Linked DNA regions of Homo sapiens: all the other regions are linked to region 2. The links are chromatin contacts, found by Hi-C or POLR2A ChIA-PET in ENCODE. All regions are on one chromosome and are shown on one strand. The core of a region is the stretch at or near the end of the contact, and the rest is flanking DNA. Distances in the headings are between cores, read along the strand shown. Region 1 holds the start of GOLM2 (golgi membrane protein 2). Region 2 holds the start of FSIP1 (fibrous sheath interacting protein 1). Region 3 holds the start of AQR (aquarius intron-binding spliceosomal factor). Region 4 holds the start of CTDSPL2 (CTD small phosphatase like 2).

Region 1 (4,588 bases), core at 2,036-4,535, 4.5 Mb before region 2:
TAACCTGTGATCAAATAAACTAAACAAGACTGAGTTAAACAAAATTGAATAGCCTTCTTTATTAATGGATTTCTCAGAGCTTTTATATTCCAGCAGGCATTATGAATTCCAAGAGGAGGATACACTAACATTTCCCTCCAAAAAAGGTTTTCATTTTTTTCTCCTCACCACCTAAGAAATATTACAAGAAGGGTATTCTGTTTAACACTACTTTGGGGAATACTGCTCTTATGGGAGAGCAAAGGCTCAATAACAGAGTCCCTTACTAGGTGACTGGAAAGAAAAAATAAATCCAGCAAAGAATATAGTGAAGAAGATAAGACTGGAGAGTCCAGTATAACAGAAGCAAGAAAGAAAATAGTTTCCAAATAGCTAGAGACAATCAACAGGATCAAACTACTGGGAGGTCAAATACAGTAAGAATAAAAATATTCTTTGGTTTTGACTAGGAAGACTGCCATTTGTGACCTTCAAGAGAATAGTTTCAAAAAAGGGGAGGAAAGAAAGATGGCAGACATTTTAAGATTAGGATGGTTATGAAAAAATAGGTAGATGGAACATTTGTAGACCATCAATAATTTGACTTTAGCAATGAAAGTGAAAAAACAAATGGGTTGGTTGGGAGAAAGGAATATACAGATTTTTTTTCCTTTACTGAGAACAGGGGACACCCACATACTGTTGAAGGTAAAAAGTGAAACAAACTGAAAGAGACAGTTCAGTAGAGCTGGGCAAGGTGGTGCACACCTGCAGTCCCAGCTACTCAGAGGCTGAAGCAGGAGGATCACTTGAGCTCAGGATTTCAATGCTATAGTGCATCATGCCTGTGTAACAGCTACTGCACTCCAGCCTGGGCAACACAATGAGACCCTGTCTCTTTAAAAAAAAAAAAAAAAAAAGAGGCTGGGCATGGTGGCTCACACCTGTAATCCCAGCACTTTGGGAGGCTGAGGCGGGCGGATCACCTGAGGTTGGTAGTTCAAGACCAGCCTGACCAACATTGAGAAACCCCTTCTCTACTAAAAATACAAAATTAGCCAGGCGTGGTGGTGCATGCCTGTAATCCCAGCTACTCAGGAGGCTGAAGCAGGAGAATTGCTTGAACCCCGGGGGGGCGGAGGTTGCAGTGAGCTGAGATCACGCCATTGCACTCCTGCCTGGGCAACAAAAACAAAACTCCGTCTCAAAAAACAACAACAACAACAACAACGACAACAACAAAAAGTCCAATGGATGAAAGAATGGAATCAAGAGTATTAATTACAACAAGAGACTTTCCTTTGAGACCAGAGAGAAGAATGTGAATTGTAATGCTCAACCATGCCAAGTAGGAAGACCTTACTTTAATACTCCAAACTTTCATGGATTTCTACCTACTCTGCCCGAGAGTTTTTCAGTCTTTAGAGTTAAGCATGCAGCGCACATATAAATGTACTGATTCCTTGACCCTATCATAGCATGTCTATGTTATGGTGAAGAGGAGGGGGTTATAGGGAAGCACTTAGCTGAGGGCCTTAATCTTCATGAAATAAGAAAGCCAGGTAGAGGCTGTCAACAGGAAAGTTAGAAGCTCACAGACAGTTTAATTCATAATGACTTACCCTTAAGTGATTTTGATATGCAAAGTAAAACTTGTAATTATAATGGGCATTTACACACAAAAATGTGAAGATTACCAAAGAAGTGTATAGAAAGGCATCTACTATCCTGCCCAGAAATTTTCATAACTCTACTATACCTACAGAAGTTGCTAAGTCATAAACTATTAATATAGTTACCAATGAGCTAATGAAAACAAGGATTATTTAGTAGCAAGTATGATTACAGTTCAATTTTAAACTTTTTATATTTAAAACTTTGTATAGTTTTCCATCTGCATAAAACACCAACCCTAATAGCAACTTAGCTATACAAAATTTCATTCTATTTTCTTTCAATGAAGACACTGACATGACATTCCACTGCTTAAAATTTATTTTCAGATTCTAATCTTTTGGCTGATTTCATTAACAATTCAAATTGAGTAGATAATGATGGATCAACTATGTCCAAGACACAAGTGTGTCTCACATATAGCTCGAGGGCCCATCTATCATAACATTTTGATCACAAAAAGGCAGTCATAGCTGATTATTTAGTTATTCAATACATCACCCTATAGAGATTTTAAAAGTCACACAGCTTAAAAAATATATGATGACTACCATAAGTAGAGGAGTCAGAGGCGGCTTCGTTCTTTAAATAACGAAATTAATATTGATCAGTGTGCACGGAATAAAAATGAGACAATAACCACACCAAACCTGGCAGTCGCCAGATTTGTGTGTCTTTGAAGGTAAGGGGGCCACACAGGCCAGATGATTACTACTGCCAACTCACCAGCTGAGCTTAGAGAATAGGCAGCATCTGCACACAGTCCACTCTTGAGAACCAGAATTTACAGTCATTTTTTTCTGGCAGGGACCAGAGAACGTGGCACTGATAAACTGGGAAAAGTCTGACAGAAACAGGGTTGTTGGGGGTGAAAGGAGCCTTCAGGACTGAAATACTGGAAGGCATAAGACAACAGCTAGCGGATTAACATCCCGCCCCAGACCCCGGGGAGAAAAGAAACCATGGGGTTTGAAGAGAAAAGGGTCGTCCTTACCTTGTCATCCTCGCATCTCTTCCCGAGGCCCTCTCTGGCCTGCAGCCGGCTGCTGAGGCGGCCGTAGTCGGCCTCCTTCTGGTCGATCTGTTTCTTGTGCGTGTCCACCAACAGCAAGAGGTCCGAATTGCGCTTTTCCAGCCGCCCGCGGGCCACTTCGGTGCGCTGGACCTGGCCCTGCAGCTCGGCCACCTCCTCCTGAAGCAGGACGTGGCGGGAGGAGATGCTCCAGTAGTTGAAGGCGAGGACGACGATCACCACCAGCAGCACCACCAGCACGAGAGAGGGCAGGCGGCCAGCCCGCCGGTTGGCCCCGAAACCCACCATGGGGCCAAATCGGGCTGTACCCTAGGGGCCTCGCCGCAGACACCTGCAGGCAGAAGCCCAGGCCTCGGCTGGAGTTGCCCGGCGGACACGGCCCCAGGGCCGGCCGAGGGAGGAGGCGGGCTTACCGGTCGGCTGCGAGCCGGAGAAGGGGGCGGGGCCGCAAGCCGCAGGTCCCTCCCCGCCCCCCTCCTCAAATCAGGCCAAAACGCGTTCCGGAGGCTTTGAACCCGACCCTGCACCTGCCCAAGGGAACCGGGAGAACCCAGCTGCCAGCGTCCCCCAAACCCAACACCTCACGGTTGGGAGGCGGGGAAAAAAACCGGAAAGGGGCGGATGTACCCTGGCCCCACCCACTAGCTGGGGCCGGGTCGTCTAGGGGACCATTTCCGAGTTTCCGTCGACACCCCTCTTGTCGCGAGAACGTTGCTTCCTCTCGTCTCTCTCTCTCTCTCTCTCTCTCTCTCTCTCTCTCTCTCTCTCTCTCTCTCTCTCTCGCTCTCTCGCTCTCTCGCTCTCTCGCTCTCTCGCTCTCTCTCGCTCGCTCTCTTTCTCTCTCTCTCTCTCTCTCTCTCTCTCTCTCTCTCTCTCTCTCTCGCTCTCTCTCTCTCTCGCTCGCTCGCTCTCTTTCTCTCTCCCCGCCCAGAGTTTTCTCTGTCGCGTAGGGTGTTGTGTTAATTTTGGCGGTCTCAGATGTCTCAGGTACCTGGGTCGGAGTCCTTTCTGTTGTTATCTACTGGATTCCCTTGATTCAAGGCCTAGGGAGTTCCTGCCCTACACTGGCCCTCGCGAAAATATTTGTCTTTGAGGACGTCTGGGGCTGCGACCGCGGAATAGAAAAAAATAGTAGGTGAGCTGCTGCCAAAAAGGAGCGACTAGAAAGGTTTTGTACTTGCTTCTGTAGAAGGGGAATTTCTCTTTTGTGCTAATGATGTGGAAAGAAAAAACAAAAAGACTGTAAAATAGCGATGCCCTAAACATAATGGAGAAAAGCGGGAGAAACCAAGCTTTAGGACTGAAAGGGGTGGTGCCAGTCTCGTTTCCTAGGTTACTGCTTTCACGAACCGAAAGAATTTCAGAATGTGGCGAGCTCCAATTTTTAAACGCACTGCTGCTTTTGCCTCAGCTGGGCTTCCAAACAGAAAGTCCAGAAGCTGCCCTCGATGAATCGTAACTAATGCACTGTTACTGCCAGCGAACACATTCCGGGTTAGAAATAATAGCTCTAACAAATTGTTTTGCGCGCCTAGTCTCATATTATCTTCTCAACAACGCAATTTTACAGATGAAGAATCCAAGACACATAGATGTTTGGGAACTTTCTCTTATCTGGTTTTAAATAGGCTTGAATCCAGATCATTGAACTCTAAACACCAGTGCTGTCTGCATATAGCAGATTGTTTATATGTTAAGTGTGAATTTCAGTAGTGCAAAAAAAAAAACAAAACCTGCCTCTTTTTTTTTTTTGCATAATTATTTTGTCCGTGCATAGAGAAATAAAAAGGTACTGGCTCTAACCTGTTTAAGGAGAGGATGGGGTTGCCTTATTTTTCAGACCTCAGGTTGAAGAACTTCCATGAGTATAAAACCTCAAGAAGGAAAAACCTTGGTATTTTT
Region 2 (4,408 bases), core at 294-2,793:
CCTATTTATATTTTATTTGCAAGAATGACTCACTGCCAGCGGCACACAGGGCCAGGAACATAGGCTTTCATGGCACCAACTACAAACAAGACTGACTGATGAGATTGTGGCCATGTCTCTCCCAAGTGCTCCTGACCTGGTTCCTGAAAATGTTCACCTCAACCTCGAACTCAGCATTTCCTGTGCTGGTTTTCAACTTGACATTGGTGAATTTCTTCAGTAACATCTCTAGGTCGGCTGCTAAGTTTTAATTCTCATAGGAGGATTAGGATACTTTCTCCCATTTTCTTCAGTTTGCAACTTTTTTTCTTTTGAGATTTGGAAAGCCACATAAATTCCCTGAGAAATGCTGGGAAGAAATCCCTGCACAGAAACACTAACAATGAGGACAGTGAGGCTGGAACCAGGTTTACCAGGGGAAAGCAGTAGGTAGGAGTGGAGGTCAGAGAGCCAACAGAAAGCCTTATCATTTAGAGATGATGTCAGTATGAACCTGAATGGAAGCACTGAAGTTGTGACGAATGTTTGGATTCTGAATATATTTTGAATGTTGAGCTGATAGGACAAATAGATTGTAGAGTGAGAGAGGAAGAAGAATTGAGGATGACTCCAAGGTTTTTGGTCTAGGCATGGCAGGCTGAAATTACCATTTGCTGAGATGGATAGAAAGTGGGTGGGGGACTCTGGAGAAGTTGTTTTTTCCCGTGTTAAGTTTGAGATGCTTACACATCTAAGTGGATATGCCAAATAGGCAGTTAGGTAAAGGAGTCTGGAGTTCAGGGAAGTCTGGGCTGGTGATAAGATGCAGGATTCAGGAGCATAGGGATGGCATTTATAGCCAGGTTTTTATACCCAGCACTCGCCTAGACTGCAGCTGTGTTCTTTCGGCAACTCAGCCTACGACTATTTGCTTCGCTGAAAAAAAACCACATCGTACCTAGTTAAAACAATGAGGACAAAGGGGCCATGAATGTGAAAATGCCCTGTAAACGGTAATGTGCTGTTCAGACTGGAAAGCAGGAGAAATGATGGCAATGGAGGTGAGGAAAATCAGTTTGTGGACGTAGGGAAATAATTTTCGTGCACTGAGAATTAGAGAAACTACGAAATGAAAGAAGGTGCAAAAAGCAATTATAACTCTTTTTGGACTGTAGCCGAATCTGTGCAAAACTCATATTTTTAAAATTTCCATAGCACCCCAAATTTACTAGAGCTTCACATACATGGTCTTTTTGAGCTGCACAAGTCTTGTAAGAAGGGAATTATTATTGTTCCCATTTTACGGAGGAGGAAACTGTGCTCGGAGAGGATAACTGACCTGTAAGGCATCACAGCAATATGAGGGACAGAGATACACAAGCATCCAGACGTCCGCGTTCCGAATCCAACCTAAAGACGAAAAATCGCTCCCAACCCCCACCGTCGGCAGCGAAGACGGAAGGACACACGCCGGCCGTCCCAGCTCGCAGGGCTCCAACAGCCGCCGGCCCCGGTCCCATTTCCGGATGGTACAGCCCTTTCCGCTATCGCGAGACCGGAAGCATCGCGCATCTGGTTGCCAGGGAAACAGCGGTCCCACAGGCAGGAGGGATCTGGACCGGCGGCTTCTTCCACTACCAGAGAGGCTGAGGTGGCGGGAGAGACCCCTCTCCTCTGGGGGTAAGTGGCTGGCGCGGCGAGTGTCTGCGGCGCGCTTCTGCGGCCATCTGCGCCCTGACTGACGGCGGCCAGTTCCTCGAGGAGGCCCGGCGGGAAGGTGAGGGGCCGCGCAGATGAGGGCGGAGCTCGGTCGCGGGGCGGTGCGCCGAGGAGTGGGCGGGGCGGAGCTGCGTCGGGCCGCTTGGCATGTAGATGGACTGTCAGGGAGAGCGGACAGGGCCAATGAGAGGGCGGGGGCGGGCTCATTGGGGGCGGGGCCCCAGCGGCTTCTGCCTCCGCGGAGGCTATTTCTCCAGGAATCACCTAACATTAGGACCTGTAACCAAGGCTTCTACTTTCCCGAGATTTGGATCTTCCCACCAAGATCTAGAACTGATCACCAGCCATTTAAACTAGACCGTAAACGGCAAAGGATGCAAATAGGCATTTCACAGGAAAAATAAAAAGATGCAAACAGCAAACAATTGATTAGAGACTCAACTTTTCTCGTGAAGAAATGTAAACCAAATTCACAGATACCTTTTACACCTATGAGACTGGAGAAGATGAAACAGCTTTGACATAACCAGATGGGCCCCAGCCCAGTGTAGGGGAAGTAGTGTAATTTGGTGCAGCCTTTTTGGAGTACAATTTGGCGAACTACCAAAATTTGAAACATAAGTGTTCTTTGACTCAGCAATTCTAATATATTTTATGGATGTATGAGCATAACTAAAGAAAGATTGGCACAAATATATTAACTTAAAATTGAGGTATAACTTACTTATGGTAAGCCTCACCCATTTAATCTACAGTTCTGTGAGTTTTGACAAATGTATACAGTTATGTAATTACCAACCACCACAATCAGCATACGGAAGTTTCATCATGAACCCCAAATTCCCTAGTGCTCTTTGTATTTAATCCCTCCCCTAACGCCATCCCTGGCAACAACTTCCTAGTTTTTTGTTCCTGTAATTTTGCCTATTCCAGAATGTCATATTGATGGAAGCAAACACCCTGTGGCCTTTTGAATCAGGCTTCTTTCAGCTTAGCATCATGCAGTTGCTATTCATTCATGTTCTGTGTATCAGTTGTTCCTTTATGTTGCTGAGTAATAGTCCATTGTATGGATCTACGGTAGTATATTTATCCATTTCCTACTTGAGGCATATTTGGATGAGTTCTTTCCAGTTGTTGGCTATTATTGATGAAGCTGGTATAAATATTCATGTACAGGTTTTTTTTTGTGTGTGTGAATATGTTTTCATTTCTTGGGTAAATATGAATGAGATTGTGGAGTCATATGGTAAATATATGTTTAACTTTATAAGAAACTGCTAAGCAGTTTTGAAAAGTGATGATTTTGCATTGTCATTGGCAATATGAGTGTTACAGTTGCTCTCCAACTTTGTCAGCACTTGGTATTGTCAGTTTTCTAAAAAATTAATTTTTGTCATTTGAATAGGTGTGTAGTGGTATCTCATTGTGATTTTTATTTTATTTTTTTGAGGGGTAATGATGTTGAACATCTTTTCATGTGCTCTTTTGCCATCCGTACATCATCTGGGGTGATGTGTGTGTCCAAATCCTTTGTTTTCTTGTTATTGAGTCTTGATACTTGTTTATATATTCTGGATATGAGTCCTTTGTCAGATATGTGTTTTGCAAATATTTGCTCCTAGTCTTTGGGTTTTGTTTTCCTTGTCTTAACATCTTTTGAAGACTACAAGTTTTAAATTTTGATGCCTTCCAATTTATCCATATTTTCTTTTATGAATCATGCCTTTGATGTTGTATCTAAGAAATTTTTGCCTAACCCACAGTCACATGTATTTTTTAGAAATTTTATAGTTTTGGCCAGGCACGGTGGCTCACCCCTGTAATCCCAGCACTTTGACAGGCTGAGGCAGGCAGATCACTTGAGGTCAGGGGTTCGAGACCAGCCTGGCCAACATAGTGAAACCTGTCTTTACTACAAATACAATAACAATAACAACGACAAAAAGAAAATTTTATAGTGTGAAGTTTTACTTTAGGTCTGTGATACATTTTGAGCAAGTTTTAGAATTGCTTTTAATAGCAAATATTCTATATACCACCTAAGTGAACTGATGAAAAAAGTGCTGCATCTATGGGATATTATGCTGTTGTTTGAAAGCATGACGTATATCTATAAATGGTGATATAGAAAAATAGATAAAATAAATTTTTTTTTCTTTTTTTGACACGGAGTCTCGCTCTGTTGCCCAGGCCGGAGTGGTGCAATCTCGGCTCACTGCAAGCTCCGCCTCCCGGGTTCAGGCCATTCTCCTGCCTTAGCCTCCCGAGTAGCTGGGACTACAGGCGCCCATCACCACTCCCGGCTAATTTTTTTGTATTTTTAGTAGAGACGGGGTTTCACCGTGTTAGCCAGGGTGTTCTTGATCCTCCTGACCTCGTGATCTGCCCGCCTCGGCCTCCCAAAGTGCTGGGATTACAGGCGTGAGCCACCGCGCCTGGCCAAAATTGATTGTTAATTGTGAAAAAGCAAGTTGCAAAGCACCATGCCATTTGTATGTGTGTCTGCGTTGGGGAGGAGTCGATGGGTATAAAAGATAGAAGGTTTGCATATGCCTAAAAAAATGAGACCTGCAAGTCTCTATTAACACTAATTCTTGGGATAAGCCGAATTTTGACTTAAAACATTTTGATATTCACCTGTATTATTTGATGTTTTTTCTGCATGGGCAAGTATTCCTTACAGATACACAAATATATAAAGTAAAAA
Region 3 (4,173 bases), core at 1,222-3,721, 4.8 Mb after region 2:
CTGTAATCCCAGCACTTTGGGAGGCCGAGGCAGGTGGATCACTTGAGGTCAGGAGTTCGAGACCAGCCTGGCCAACATTGCGAAACCCCGTCTCTACTAAAAATACAAAAATTAGCTGGGTGTGGTGGCGTGTGCCTGTAATCCCAGCTACTCGGGTGGCTGAGACAGGAGAATTGCTTGAACTCGGGAGGTGGAGGTTGCAGTGTGCTGGGATCGGGCCACTGCACTCCAACCTGGGCGACAGAGTGAGACTCCATCTCAAAATGAATATATAAATAAATAAATAAAGACTAAAATTAAAAGATTGTCCATATTCACATAGAGGGGAACAATGCACACTGGGGCCTTCCAGAGGGTTGGGTGGGTGGAGGGAGAGGATCAGAAAAAATAACTAATGTATACTGGGCTTAATACCTGAGTGATGAAATAATTTGTACAATGAACCCCTATGACACACCTTTACCTATGTAACAAACCTGCCCATCCTGCACATGTGCCCTTGAACTTAAAAATTTAAAAAAAATTGTCCATATTAAGTGTTGACGAGGTGGAGAACAAACTAGAATTATATGCTCCTGATGTGAATGTAAAATAGTACTACTTTAGAAAGATGGCAGTTTCTAAAAACTTAAACATATACTTGCCGGGTGCAGTGGCTTATGCCTGTAATCCCAGCACTTTGGGAGGTCAAAGTGGGCAGATCACGAGCTTAGGAGTTCAAGACCAGCCTGACCAACATGGTGAAACCCCGTCTCTACTAAAAATACAAAAACTAGTCAGGTGTGATGGCGCGTTGCCTGTAATCCCAGCTACTCAGGAGCCTGAGGCAGGAGAATCTCTTGATCCCAGGAGGCAGAGGTTGCAGTGATCCGAGATCACGCCATTGCACTCCAGCCCGGGCGACAGAGCAAGACTCCATCTCAAACAAACAACAAACAAACAAACACACCTATCGTATAACCCAAATATTTCACTCCTAAGTATTTAAGAGCAAAGGAAGTATATGTCCACATGAAGACTTATACACAAATGCTCATAGTGGCTTTATTTGTAATAACTGAGAACTTGGAACAACTCAAATGTCTATCAGCAGATGAATAGTTTATCAAACTGTGGTATATCAGTAAAATGGAACGAATGTTAAGCAATAAAAAAGGAATGAACTACTGATACATGCAACAACATGAATCCATCTCAAAATCATTTCGTTGAGTGAAAGAAGGCATGCACTGTATTATTTCATTTATATAAAATTCCATGAAAAGCAAACTATAGTGACAGAAAGCAGATCAGTGGTTGCCTGAAAAGTGGGTGGGAACAGTGAAAGGCACAGATAGCAAAAGTTCACGAGGAAACTTTTAGAGGCTTTGATATGCTCATTATGATTTTGGCAATAGTTTCACAAATGTATGTTCATGTCAAAACGCATCAAATTTTACAACCTAAATATGTGTGGGTTATTGTATGTGAATTATTTTTATTATTATTTTATTTTTATTTTTTGAGGCTAGTCTCGCTCTGTCACCAAGCTGGAGTGCAATGGCGCAATCTCGGCTCACTGCAACCTCCGCCTCCCAGCTTCAAGTGATTATTCTCCTGAATCCGAGTAGCTGGAACTACAGGCGCGCGCCACCACGCCCGGCTAAATTTTGTTTTTTAGTAGAGATGGGTTTTCACCATGTTAGCCAGGCTGGTCTCAAACTCCTGACCTCAGGCAATCGGCCAGCTTCAGCCTCCCAAAACGCTGGGATTACAGGCGTGACTACCGCGCCTGGCTGGGTTATTGTATGTCAATTTTTACCTCCATAAAACTGTTAAGGCCTGTAATCCCTGCACTTTGGGACCCTGAGGCAGGCGGATTACCTAAAGTTGGTGAGTTCGAGACCAGCCTGACCAATACGGAGAAACCCTGTGTCTACTAAAAATACAAAAATTAGCTGTGCATGGTGGCGCATGCCTGTAATCCCAACAACACGGGAGGCTGAGGCAGGAGAATCGCTTGAACCCGGGAGGCAGAGGTTGCTGTGAGCCGAGATTGCACCATTGCATTGCAGCCTGGGCAACAAGAGCGAAACTCCGTCTCAAAAAAAACAAAACTAAACTAAAACACTGTTAAGGGCAGTTAAAACCCAGCCCATATTCCCAGGCTGTTTTTTTTGTTTTGTTTTGTTTTTTCTTTAGGGTTGAAAAAAAACTAAATCCCCATTCACCGCACACGGCACTCTTCACTAACCACGAGAAACCCCACCCAACACCATCCACCGGGTCCCTCCCTTGCCCTCCTAATCCCGCCAGCGAGGTGTCTTCTCTCTGCCGCCCGCTAGAGGGCGTGTACAGAGGAGGTCAAAGCTCTTGGCTCGCTAGCTCAGCCCCAACGCCTGCATGAACTTCCGGCTACACGCCATTCCGCTTCCCGAGGAACGCTTGGGCTGTTGTACGGGTTCCCTACGGGACTCTGAAGGCTGAGGATATCCGGCCCGGAGCGTTTGTGCGGCGCGGAGTTAAGCGCCCCGGCAGTAACTTAAGGGAAGTGGACCAGGGTTGCCGCTGCCCAGAGCGGTCCTTTAGTTTCCACTGGAGTGGAGGGAAGAGTGCTGCCATGGCAGCCCCTGCGCAGCCCAAGAAGATCGTGGCCCCTACGGTGTCCCAAATCAATGCGGAGTTCGTGACCCAGGTGAGCTCGGGCGAGTCTGGTGTGTGTGAGTGGGTATGGACGTCGTGGCCCCGAGGCCTGGTGGTGGGGTTTTTTTTCAGGATTTAGGAGTCCGGAGGAGGCATTCGTTTGTTAATTGATTCACACACGTCTTTTTACTGAGTATCAGCTCCGTGCCGGCCACTATGCTAGGTGCTGGGCATACCGTGGTGAAAGAAGCTGCCCTGCCCTGGGGAGTTCATGGCCCAAGGAAGACAGACGCATGAAAATAAAACTACTGTATGAGTTTTGCTGTGTTGGAGTTTGTCTCAGGAGCAATGGATTCAGAGAGGAGGGAACACCCCAGTCTATCTGAGACTGGCAAGTAGGCTTCGCAGCAGAGTGATGCTGGACTGCCTCTTCAAGTAGGAGTAGGCTTTTTCCTGGTCCTTAGAGTGTCCTGAGTTTTTGAGCAGCGATGAGAAACTGACAAGACACCTCCAAATAGACCTATCTAAAAACAGAGTAATTCTGTAGTTTGAGAGCGTTCATTTAGAATCTGTTTACTATCTTGCATTGTGAGCCACAGTTGGCTTTGGATAGGGAACCACAGTCCTGTGGTTGTCAGCATCATTCCTCATTCTTATTATTTATTTGTGAATTGCATAAGAGTGTAAGTAGTTCAATGTAGAAGTTATCATGCCCACCTGCTTCTTTATTCTTTATTCCTTGTCTCAACAGATTTGCCAGGGCAGAAGCCTAGGGAGTGATTTTGAATCCTCCCTTTCCCTTAGTCCCTACATTTCTACATTCTAAATATCTTTTGAATCTATCTGGTGTTCTACATCTCTGTCACCCTAAGCTTGGTTGCCATTGTTTTCTGCCTGGACCAAGGTATCGTAATCTGTTATATTGTCCTTCCTCTTGCTCTGCTCTAGCCCATTCTTCATGTTGCTTTCCGAGTGATTTCATACAAGTGCAAATCTCATCATATCACTTGCCTTCTTAAAATTTCTGCCTTCCGGCCGGGCGCAGGGGCTCACGCCTGTAATCCCAGCACTTTGGGAGGCCGAGGCGGGCGGATCACGAGGTCAGGAGATCGAGACCATCCTGGCTAACACGGTGAAACCCCGTCTCTACTAAAAATAAAAAGAAAAAAAATTAGCCGGGCATGGTGGCAGGTGCCTTTGGTCCCAGCTACTCGGGAGGCTGAGGCAGGAGAATGGCGTGAACCCGGGAGGCGGAGCTTGCAGTGAGCCGAGATCGCGCCACTGCACTCCAGCCTGGGCAACAGTGCGAGACTCCGTCTCAAAAAAAAAAAAAAATCTCTTCCTTCCTTTCCTTCCTTTTCTTCTTTCAAGATAGGGTCTCACTATGTTGGCTGGGCTCCAGTGAGCCTTCCACCTCAGCCTCCCTTGTAGCTAGGACTACAGGGACTACACTAAGGCTGGCTGTCCTTAAAATCTTCAGCCGGGCGCGATGGCTCATGCCTGTAATCCCAGCACTTTGGGAGGCCGTGGCAGGTCGATCACCTGAGGTCG
Region 4 (4,751 bases), core at 1,971-4,470, 4.6 Mb before region 2:
ACTCCGTCTCAAAAAAACAAAAAAAAAAGTAGCAAATGACCCCCTGTAGCCAATTTACTTAAAACAATCAGGTACTTTTTAGCTTACTTTTAACCAGAAAAATTACTTAGAGCACAACACAAATAAACTCTCAGCACACTTGATATTTGTGACTTAAAGTGTCTTTTCTACTTTATGCTTTCACAACCTGGTAAGTTACAATTAGATATTGCTTTTTCCAAATTCTGGCAAACCATTTTATTCATTATCTCATCAATCTAAAGCACAGTCTCCTATGACTAGGATAAATTAATACTATTTTGGACTCGGCTTGGTGGCAAATACCCGTCTTCCCAGCACTTTGGGAGGCTGAGGCAGGACGATTGCTTGTAGCCAGGAGTTGCAAAGCAGCCTGGGCAACATAGGGAGACCCCATCTCTACAAAAAACTAAAAAAATTAGCCAGGTGTGGTAGCATGTGCCTGCAGTCCCAGCTACTTGGGAGGCTGAAGCAGGAGGACTGCATAGGCCCAGGGGTTCACTACTGCACTCCAACCTGGGCCACAAAGAGAGACCCCCATCTCTAAAAAATAAAAATAAAAATAAATGCCATTTTACTCAACTGACAATAAAATCTATAGCTACAAATCCAGAATCTAGTACATCCTTGGTGAACAACAGGTCCAAGTTTCTTTAACCAGAATTAGATGGACTCTGTTATATAATAATCTCATGAAAAACCACTTAAGCAGAAATCACAAACTTGAGATCAGCTAGATGAATCTGAAAAGAAAAGACTTCCCCAATTCTTAATTTCTTAACAGTGGGAAAACAGTAACATTACCAGCTCAAGTTAAATGCACAAGAGACACTATGTAGAATGGAATCTTGTGAAACATACAAACCCTGACATTCCTATGCAATCCTATTTAGATTTTCTATATAGCTACAAGTCCACAAAGGTTAAGGACTACATCATTTATAGCTTTTACATTCTTTTTTTTTGAGACGGAGTCTCGCTCTGTCACCAGGCTGGAGTACAGTGGGGTGGTCTTCAGCTCACTGCAGCCTCCGCCTCCTGGGTTCAAGCGATTCTCCTGTCTCAGCCTCCCGAGTAGCTGGGACTACAGGTGTGCACCACCATGCCCGGCTAATTTTTGTATTTTTAGTAGAGATGGAGTTTCACTATGTTGGCCAGGCTGTTCTCGAACTCCTGATCTTGTGATCCGCCTGCCTTGGCCTCCCAAAGTGCTGGGATTACAGGCGTGAGCCACCCCACCCAGCCAGCTTATACGTTCTTTCAACTCTGAGAAAGCATTAAAAGAGTGCAAGTACTGAATGCACGTAGTACTAAACAATTTAGGAGAACTCTTGAAAACAAGGTCTACAATGCTCACTCAGCTAGCTGCAAACTAATTTTTATTAAAAACATTAACGCTATTAACTACCCAAAAAGGTCATTAAAATACAGACAAAACCTACACACTAGACCAATGATTTAAGATCCCTTTAAGTTGCATATTTGGCTCCATTTTTTAAATAAACTGACTCGGCAAGTAGTTAACGTGCCTGTACCTCCACTATTCTATTCGCCTTAGGAAAGTATGAAGCTCAACTTAATCCTAAAAAACTCCTTCACATAAGAGCTACCTTTTGCCTTGACTTTCTTTATGACCTTGGGCAAAGTCTACCAAATGAGGATTATAATAATGTTTGTGTGTTCCTGTTTATTATTGAAAATTAACCATAACATCGTGCAAACAATAGTGAAATTCTCTAAACTGGACCTATCCAGAACTGAAAACCTGAGTTATAAATATCAACTGATATTCAATGTGAACAGTTTTTAAAATTTTAATTTGATTAGTGAAAACAAAAAAACCTACAAAGATCCCAAATTCAACATGATTAATAAATTCCGAAAACACCAACAGCCTCCTTATTACTTCTCTTTATGAACAATTGGTCTGCAATGTAATTTAAAAAAAAGGAAAGAAAAAGTAAAGAAATATAGTAAAACTAGCTTTAACACGCCATTTCCCTTTTCTAAGAATAAAAAATGGACCAGGAACGAAAATTTAAAACTGGGCGAAGAATGGGGAGACAAAGCAATCTACAATTTGAAAATTACACAGATAAATCCATCATTTCAAGTCACTAATTTGTATACCCACTGAAGAAATTCATCTTGGTACTGCGTTACCAGCATTAGGAAGATAAATCCCTGCCTCGGAGGAACATCTACTGAGTACGTTTCATTTCAGGATCTCAGGTAAGTTTACGAGCTCTTAGATCTCTTTAGGTTTCCCTAAGGTACGCTGAAGTGTTTAACATCATTCACACATCCAGCCACCACTAGGGTGAGAAGTAAATAAACAAGATTTACTTATGCAATTATTTACCACAGAACTCTGGTCAAGAATGCAAAAGTAAACACCCATACAGACATTTAAAATCCAAAGAAAGCAGAGAATATTAAGGATAATAAGGTTCACTCTTTAACTGACCACTGTGGAAACCAGACGCCTTCCACATGGACTGTTCTTTACTACCACTCCCGATTTGAAAAAGTAACAATGTCAACTCGAGATTTTAACAGTACAAAAGATAAACAGAACTTAGTCAAATCCCTTCTTCCAGATTCTGAAAAGGTGTTTATAAGAACTGAGATAAGAGCAACGCCCCCCTAAAAGCACCCTACTCCAAAGAATGAAATGCTGAAAACATGAGGTGGGCCAAAAAGGTTAAAAAAAGCTAAACTTCTAACTTAATTACCCAGAGGTTGGGGACTAGGAACTTGAGATCGGAGTGGGGGTGGGTAGCAAAGTGAAATCTAACCCCAGAAATCACAACGCAGGCCGCAACCTAAGAGGTGAAGCTGGCGGGAAGTGAGCTCCCTTTCTGTTCCCAGGGGAAAGTCCAGACAGGAGCGGCTCCGCACAGTGGACGTACGAGGCGCCAAAGAGTGCATGCCTACCAAGGCGCCAGAGCCGCTGGAGGACCAGGTTTAGAAGGGGAGGAGATCCCGGCAGACGGCCCTGGAAGAGGAGGAGGACTGAGATTGGAAGCAGCGGCGGCGTCTGGACGAAGGGGATTACCTAACTGTGACGACAGAGAAGTGTCCTCAGGCTCCGGCGATGGTCCCGACTGCGCAATGTGTGGTGTCTTTCCCGCTTACCCCGCAGCAGCAACAGAACCAGCTCCTTCAGCCAGTCGCCATTTCCCGCCTACCGACCTGCTGCACCGCACGGACAGGGACCCGGATGGAAAGCGGCCTCTCCGCGCAGGCGCCCTGACTTCCTCCTCCCCCTCCCGCCACAATTCCGCGAGGTGGGAGGGAAGGAATGCGGGCAGCCACAACGGCAACAACAACCAAAAAAACACTTTTACTTCCGTGAAGAGCGTTGAAGTTCCTTACGCCGGAAGAAACTCTCTAGTCTGAATCCTGGAGAAAAACTGAACACAAGGCCTTAGTACTGGGTCGATTAAGAAAGGACAAAACCTATCAGGATGAGCAAGGGCCTGGGGGATATTTGTACATTAGGGGCCTCCGTAGCCGGCTGTGTAGTGGTCGCAGGGGGAGTAGGGAGTAAAGCGTTAGGAGTGGAGAGGCGGGGACCCGAAGGACGGTTTTTCCTCCCGCTCCTAACGGAACTGCTTGGGCAGAGCTGGGAGGGGGAGCGCGCCCTTGCCCCGGAGGCGGGGCTTAGGAACGCGTAGTGCACCCTGGCGGCTAGGGTTTAGTAACTGTGGGCGCGCTGGGTAGGTGGAGCTGAGGGGATAAGGCGGGACTAACGGCTTGGCGCGCTGGAGGAGGTAGTTCGTAGGGAGAGCTGCCTGAGGCCGGGAGAAAGCGAATCTGGCGCCTTTCCTGGGATTTCGGTGGCCCTTGAAGGTTCCCTTTCCAGCTCATTGCCTAGAGGGCGTAGCAGTCGCTTTTGGATCATAAATATTCATGCCCTTCGACTCAACCCTATGTTGGCGGTGATTCTGCAGGTTGAAAACTCGGATCTTTCAGGCCAGTGGGCTCCCACCTGCGACCCTAGGTCAAAGGACGGTCAGCTCCACAGAGTGAAAATGTATCAGTCCAGAGAATCCAGTTCTAGTGGGGTATCGGAAAACCAAGCCTAGTGTTTGGAAGAACATTTTTCACTGAAACTCCAAGCCACTCTCCTTATTCAATCAAGAAATATTTATTGAAAAAATAACTAGGTGCGACGGGTAAAACAGTGAGCCAGGCAGACACGGATACTGCCTTCCCCAAAGGTAATGATTTTTTTTTTTTTTCGAGACGGAGTCTTCACTCTGTCGCCCAGGATGGAGTGCAGTGGCGCGATCTCGGCTCAAACCTCCACCTCCCGGGTTCAAGCGATTCTTCTGCCTCAGCCCCCCGAGAAGCTGGGATTACAGGCGCGCGCCACCACGACCGGCTAATTTTTGTATTTTTAGTAGAGACGGGGTTTCACCACGTTGGTCAGGCTGGTCTCGTACTCCTGACCTCGTGATCCGCCCGCTTCGGCCTCCCAAAGTGCTGGTATTACAGGCGTGAGCCACCGCGCCCGGCCAAAGATCATAATCTATTGAAGAAGACACCCAAGTAAACAGAATTTAAAAACTGATAAAGCGAATACAAGGATGGCATGATAGGCGTTGTAAAACACATGAGAGTGCCGGCGAGGGGGTCTGGGAAGGTTTCGTAAGATAACATCTGAGACAAAAAGGAGGAGTGTGTGTTGCAGGGGAAGAGTGTCTGGGTAAAGGAAACAACAGACG

What was found. Hi-C counts contacts between places; a loop is a spot of excess contacts on that map. ChIA-PET counts read pairs that join two places held with the same protein, here RNA polymerase II (POLR2A). Pooled maps may share reads with other maps.
Region 1: a loop to region 2 is called in a map of CD8-positive, alpha-beta T cell, with 17 times the contacts of the local background. The contact joins the promoter of GOLM2 here to the promoter of FSIP1 in region 2. A Hi-C loop is called at or near these places in 1 of 168 maps with a recorded cell type or tissue (CD8-positive, alpha-beta T cell) and 7 of 50 pooled maps. POLR2A ChIA-PET finds 5 or more read pairs at or near these places in 1 of 52 experiments (HEK293).
Region 3: a loop to region 2 is called in a pooled map, with 10 times the contacts of the local background. The contact joins the promoter of AQR here to the promoter of FSIP1 in region 2. A Hi-C loop is called at or near these places in 6 of 50 pooled maps.
Region 4: a loop to region 2 is called in a map of gastrocnemius medialis, with 11 times the contacts of the local background. The contact joins the promoter of CTDSPL2 here to the promoter of FSIP1 in region 2. A Hi-C loop is called at or near these places in 2 of 168 maps with a recorded cell type or tissue (ascending aorta and gastrocnemius medialis) and 7 of 50 pooled maps.

Annotation. Positions count from the first base shown.
Region 1 is chr15:44,287,416-44,292,003 of GRCh38, reverse strand. It overlaps GOLM2 (golgi membrane protein 2), which reads right to left and starts at 3,285. Exons shown (of 10, transcript NM_138423.4): 1 at 2,648-3,285. The coding sequence starts at 2,974. RefSeq lists a silencer at 3,009-3,368 and enhancers at 3,179-3,473, 3,869-3,938, 3,320-4,226.
Region 2 is chr15:39,779,976-39,784,383 of GRCh38, reverse strand. It overlaps FSIP1 (fibrous sheath interacting protein 1), which reads left to right and starts at 1,543. Exons shown (of 12, transcript NM_152597.5): 1 at 1,543-1,756. It overlaps LOC105370941 (a long non-coding RNA gene), which reads right to left and starts at 1,478. Exons shown (of 1, transcript NR_135665.1): 1 at 1-1,478. RefSeq lists an enhancer at 1,304-1,433 and a silencer at 1,734-1,913.
Region 3 is chr15:34,968,040-34,972,212 of GRCh38, reverse strand. It overlaps AQR (aquarius intron-binding spliceosomal factor), which reads left to right and starts at 2,471. Exons shown (of 35, transcript NM_014691.3): 1 at 2,471-2,674. The coding sequence starts at 2,600. RefSeq lists enhancers at 2,368-2,477, 2,528-2,677, 3,846-4,173.
Region 4 is chr15:44,426,098-44,430,848 of GRCh38, reverse strand. CTDSPL2 (CTD small phosphatase like 2) reads right to left here and starts at 3,220. Exons shown (of 13, transcript NM_016396.3): 1 at 3,077-3,220. It overlaps LOC124903479 (a long non-coding RNA gene), which reads right to left. Exons shown (of 3, transcript XR_007064605.1): 3 at 4,532-4,555. RefSeq lists enhancers at 2,496-3,102, 3,167-3,546, 3,103-3,710, 3,827-4,056, 3,711-4,318.